Regions from separate parts of the Mus musculus genome. Here region 2 is linked to region 1. The links are chromatin loops, found by intact Hi-C in ENCODE. Cell type or tissue: left cerebral cortex. All regions are shown on one strand. Each heading gives the region's core, and the rest is flanking DNA. Links, peaks and the distances in the headings are about the cores only. Region 1 holds the start of Itgav (integrin alpha V). Region 2 overlaps Itgav (integrin alpha V).

Region 1 (2,909 bases), core at 255-2,754:
TTTAATCCAAAAACACGACATTAGCCGTCACAAATCCTCAGGAACTTTGCAACACGGGACGTGAGTAATTTGAAAGCCTACGTGACCTGCTGTATTCTTCAGCATTGAAGTGACCTGCAGAGAGTGAAAACTCAGCAAACACCCTCGCTCTGTCTGAACAATGACCTAAATAGTGGACTAGAAAGGAGCAGATGACGCATTCCATTCATCTGGTGGACCTTAAACGCGCAAAGGTCTCATAGTCCTTTACAAATTAATACAACAATTTGGTCACTTTAGTCATCGGAGTGTCTAGAAGAGGAGTGGGAAAAAAACCGAGAGAGAGAGAGAGAGAGAGCGAGAGAGAGAGAATCAGACGAAGGAAGAGCTAATTTCAGAAAGCAAAAAGCACTAGGAAGAGGCTAACTGGTTGATACGGAAGAAAAAAATTCTGGGGCCAAGTGAAGCAAGTTACGGAATGACAAGAGATGGCCAAAAGTCTCGCAGGACAAGCCTGTACAGATGTCTCACTTTTCCTGGATGCTTAACAGAGCTCCTTCAAAGCTCTCTCGCACTGTCCCCAGCCAATCAGAAGAAGTTGGGGACACGGTGAAACTGGATGCTGAGTGTCAGGTTAGGTCATCCCCACAAAAGTTTCATCCATGCCAGACCTGGGCCAGCCGCGGCATGGAGAGAGTAGGCGGGTTTGGGGCCGGGAGGACCCTGGAGCCAGCGGCTGGGTGCGGATCCGCTGAGGGTGCGCGGTGGGGGAGGGGGCGCCTGGGGACTCGAGCGCGGCCACTTACGAGGACGTGCTGGGCTCGAAGAAGTCCACGGCGAATCCGAAGTAACTTCCCTCGGGACCCGCATACTCGGCGGGACTTTCGACGTCCAGGTTGAAGGCGTCGGCGAGGGGCAGCAGGAGACCCGGCAGCAGCAGCAGGAGGCCGCCGGGGCGAGGGCGTAGCAGCAGGCGCCCGGGAGCAGCCATCGCCGGGGCGCGCGCGGGGCGCAGAGCCGAAAGACTTCAGTCCCTGTCCCGGTGCTCGGTGGCCGCGGCCCGCCGCCTGCGCGCCCCCGAACTGCCGAGCTGTGCTGTGCGCTTGCGGTCAAGGGCGGCGGGGCGGCCGGGCGGCGCGAAGCTGAGCCGGGCGGCACCCAGGAGGAGCGGTGTCCGACCCGGGACTCCGGCTCTGTCGCTGGCTCGCGCGGTGCCTGGCGCTGAGAAGTGGCGGGGCGAGCACAGTACCTCGGAACCGTGAGCAGCCCGGACTGGGGGAGGAGGCCGGGGAGGAGGAGGAGCCGGCCAGGCCGGGCCGCCCCGCCGAAAGAGGAAGTCGCGCTCACGGTGGCCTCCCACAGGAGAAGGCCGGGCGCACTTCCGTGCGCGCTGGCGGCCGGTCCTCCGAGGCTGTCCCGGGACTGCGGCCCAGATCCAAAGGACCAGGGGGGCAGTGGCAGCGCGCCTCCAGCCGAAGCCCTGCAAGCCGGGGACTGGCTGCAATCAAAAGAAAAAGAACCAGGCACACCCCGTTCCCTGGTTCCTCCAGGCACTTCTGAGGGACTTTTGTTTAAGAATGCGGAAAGCTTTATCCGCTTCTCTTACTTCTGCCACTTAGCCCGGCAGGCGCTCACCAACAGAACTCTGTAATTATATGCCATTTCCCTCCCCTTCCATCCTCCACACACTGAACTTAATTATAAACTCCCAGAGGGCTAGCACAGCTCCTCCCGGATGCGGTGTGTGGAACTGGATCTCACTGGCTGACAAAAACGTTGCAAGGCAAAGTTTAGGTGATGAGCCTCTCAAATCCACCCAGAAGACTTCAAGCCTGTGCTTGGATCTTCTCTTTTCTTTCTTTTACTTCCTTTCCTTTTTTCTTTTCTGTTTCTTGCTTTCCAGTTCCAATTCTTCTTCTGGCCTCTGTGTGTATCAGGCATGTACGTGGGTCACACCCATACACACAAAATAAGTCTTTTTTGTTTTGTTTTGGTTTTTTTTGGTTTTTTTTTGTTTGTTTTTGTAAATTTGCTCAGTATTCCTGTGTTCTATGTATATCAAGTGCTAAACAATTTGATGAATGGGCCGGGAGTGGTGATCCATGCTTTTAATGTGGTGGCAAATGCTTTTAATCCTAGCACCATGAAGTGAGAAGCAGGAGGATCTGGTCTGTGTAGCAAATTCCAGGCTGGCCAGGCCTACAGGTAAGACCTTGTCTCAGAAGGGAGGAGGAAGAGGAAGAGGAGGAGCAAGATAAGAAGGAAGAGGAGGAAGAGGAGAAGGGTGAGACGAAGAAAGAAGAAGGAATGAAGAATTTGGTCAATAGGATAAAATGATTAAATATAAATGCATTGCTTAGGCCTTGCATACTTCCAAGTAAAGTAGTGGAGAATTTGAACTATTTTCCCAAAACAGTTATTAAAAATCAGTCCCAGACTAAGCACAGAGGCAGTAGGCCCCCCTGAGCCCAGTCAACATAAGAAGATCCCTGTCTCACACAGCAGAAAAAACACCTCAGTGTCAGCATGCATTCATCTCATAACATAAGTAATCATGTGTGGGGGTGTGGATAGCCTTAGTTGGGTTAAGCAAGTTGATTTTTAAAATGTAAAAAATAAGCAGCAAAACTGTTGGGAGATCTTATCAGCCACAGGCTAATACCTATGTAAAAGCCACCTCAGAGACAGGAAATCCTGTGTGGATACTTATACACAAGACCCTGTGGTTGCTCTTTCATTCCTTGTCACCATTTGGGATCAGAATGTGGGGTTTAAGAGGCAGACAATGATTCGTGGAGAGCAAGAATGTTCTGTGCACTCCCTGTGTTCTCTGCATCTCTTTCTGAAAACCATGCTGCCGGCCAGTCGGGTACCCTCAGGTCTAGAGACTAAAGACAAGTCTGGGATTTTCAGTTTCTCATTCAGATGGT
Region 2 (2,909 bases), core at 138-2,637, 48 kb before region 1:
ATGCTTCTGCTGCCACTGCTCTCAGACTGTAAGCTAAAGAAAACCCTTCTCCCTGTGGTGGTTTAAATATACTTGGCCCAGGGAATGGCACTATAAGGAGGTGTGGCCTTGATGGAGTAGGTGTGTCCCTGTGGGTATGGGCTAAAAGACCATGTGGGAGACAGTCTTCTAGCAAGCTTCAGATGAAGATGGAGAACTCTCAGGTCCTCCTGCACCATGTCTACCTGGATGCTGCCATGTTCCCACCTTGAAGATGAAGATGATAATGATAATGGCCTGAACCGCTAAACCAGTAAGTGAGGCTCAGTTAAATGCTGTCCTTATAAGAGTTGCCATGGTCATGGTATCTGTTCACAGCAGTAAAACCCTAACTAAGACACTCCCTTAAGTTGCTTCATATCTGGTAACAGCAACACGTAACTAATTCGCCTTTTGCTGGTACCTAGTGAGGTGGAGGACTGAAACAGGCATTCACTGTTACCAGATCTGAACAAAATGAGATTGGAACTAACAGCACAAAAATGCATGTTTACATAAACATGGCTCAGGTAATCTTCCACTAAAGAATTACCATTCACGGTTCCCTACAGACCATCAACACCTCCTAAGGTATTTATCTCCTAACAGTAAAACTTCTTTGTAAAAATCTTTTCAAAGATTTTTTGCTGTTGTTTACACATGCTGTCAAATAACATAACAAAAATATGAAAAGCAAGATGACAATATCCAGGAAATGTGACTTTAAAGTGACTGGAATACCTTTGGAACAAAGCAACAGCTTTCTGTCTTAGTTGTTCCAGAAAGCCTGGGAGACAGAGCCCAGCTGAAATGAAAGGGACCTGATAATTTTACACAAGGTAGAAAATCAAATACAGTTTTCTTTCTTACCTCCAGGTTTTACTGTCAGTGAGCAGTGACCTACAGTGGTCTTTCCATAACTTGTTATAAGCTTTATTCTAAGGTTGAATGCTATGTTCTTTGATGACAAAAAAAAAATTTTAAGACTATTTTAGGAAGCAAAATATACCCTGGTCTAGTTATTCCCTAAGTCTGAAATCTTCTAAGGTTATTCAAACTGGCCTGTGACACACAGCTGTCCACAGGGCAGGAATGGAGGTGTTTCCTTCCACTATGCAGTCAGAGTCATCTGTACCACTGAATTTATCGAGTCTTCTTCCTAATAACTTTCTAATATGTTGCTTAAACCCAAATATATTGCTGATTATGCAAAGAAACCAACAATTCTTCTCTCCTCACTATCCTTTTACAAAAATCCTTGTAACCTAAATTTTATGTATCTAATTTTTAATCTGTATTTCAGGCTTCGGAAAAGAGCTGTGTAGTAAAAGCCAACTTTTATTTTAAAAGGTATCTGAAACTATTGAAATATAAGGCCACCATAACACAATGAGCATAAGCCATTTACAAGTCCCCATGAAAAGATATATAACCTCTCTCTGAGGTTTCACTATAAAGCTGCGACTATTTAAAAAAAAAAAAAAAAAACCTCTAGTGGAAACTCGTGCCTGAGTTAGGCTTTAAGTCATTACTGCTTTGACAAAGGCTGGGAGGTAGTTTTTCACTTGGAAGCAAATGGACACTAGAGGGCACTGACAGGCAGCAGGATGCAGAGGGCTCCCTGAGATTGGAGGCTCCTTTCAGAATTCAATCATCTCTAGCTCATGAAAGCCAAGTTTTGACATTTTTTGCTCATTTTCAAGGAAAAAGAAATAGCAATCTGGTTTTAAATTTGGTGTCTGTGATGTGCTCTCCATCTTTCCGGGAGGTTTGCACATAGGAGCTCCTGTACATGGTGTTTTAGGACTTCCTCTGGTGACACAGAAAGGCGCTTGGATCTTACCATTGAAGCCATCCTGGTCCAGGTCTCCCAATGGAGCTATGGCACTTCCAAACCTGGCAAAAACCTCAAAGCCGTTCAGCTTTGTAGTCTGGAAGTCTCCCACTGCTCTCTGCAGAGACACTGAGACCTGGCCAACCTCCTGGAGTTTCCCATCGGAACCTCGGTCCATGAACAGGGGGGCTCCAATAAACACATCTGCGTAACTGAAAGAAGAGAACATCCTCACACACAAAATCAAACTCTATCTGACAGTTGTTATTCCTCTTAATTTTCTATTTTATTCTATGGGTGGGTTTTTTTATTTGGTTGGTTGGTTGGTTGGTTGGTTGGTTGGGTTGGTTAGGTTGGTTGGTTGGTTACTTGGTTGGTTTGGCTTTTTGAGACAAGGTCTCTCTGTGTAGCCCTTGCTGTCCTAGAACTTGCTCTGTAGACCAGGCAGAACTCAAACTAACAGAGATCCACCTGATTCTTCTAGGAGTAAGGGGGTACCAGGTCTTCATGTGTGTCTGTGTACCACATGTGTACCTGGCACCCTCAGATGCCAGAAAAGGGCTTTGGATCCCTTAGAACTGGATTTAGGTGGTTATGAGCCACCAAGTGGGTGCTGAGGCTCAAACCCAAGCCCTCTGCAAGACAAGCCAGTGCTCTTACCCACTGAGCAGTCTTTCCAGCTCCTCATCAGCACATTCTTATTAAAACTCCTCTTTTTCACTCAGTCTCCACTTCCCACCCGTTTGCAGGCTTCTTATAACTACATGGCTCAATGGTAGGTTATTCATAAAATTACATTGTCCTGGTTTAAGATAATGGTTCTCAACCGATTGGCCTTGACCCAGTGGTTGGTTGGGTCAGAGGCAAATATTAGAGGCAGAATATTAGATATTCTTAATATCAGATACTTCCATTCATATTTGTAACATCAGATTCATAACAGTAGCAAACTTACAGTTATGAAGTAACAATGAAATAATTTTATAGTTGGGGGTCACCACAACATGAAGAAGGGTCACACCATCAGGAAGGTTGAGAACCACTGTGTTAGAGTTAA

Evidence for each region. A loop is a pair of places that touch in the nucleus more often than their neighbours do. Peaks named below come from ENCODE experiments on the same cell type or tissue, not always from the same donor. Only the 100,000 strongest peaks of a DNase experiment are listed, where the experiment ranks them.
Region 2: a loop joins it to region 1, with 2.1 times the contacts of the local background. A loop is called at or near these places in 11 of 42 quality-filtered maps.

What each region holds. Positions count from the first base shown.
Region 1 is chr2:83,722,796-83,725,704 of GRCm38, reverse strand. Itgav (integrin alpha V) reads right to left here and starts at 1,308. Exons shown (of 30, transcript NM_008402.3): 1 at 786-1,308. The coding sequence starts at 970. In left cerebral cortex, for the core only: no CTCF peak of the experiment used is centred there; DNase peaks (open chromatin) are centred at 687 and 1,404; H3K4me3 peaks cover 1,756 bases; H3K27ac peaks cover 2,131 bases.
Region 2 is chr2:83,770,290-83,773,198 of GRCm38, reverse strand. Itgav (integrin alpha V) reads right to left here. Exons shown (of 30, transcript NM_008402.3): 12 at 1,862-2,064. Among named protein-coding and RNA genes, the nearest start is that of Fam171b, 41 kb to the left of the region's middle. In left cerebral cortex, for the core only: a CTCF peak has its summit at 1,608 (motif pointing right); a DNase peak (open chromatin) is centred at 1,622.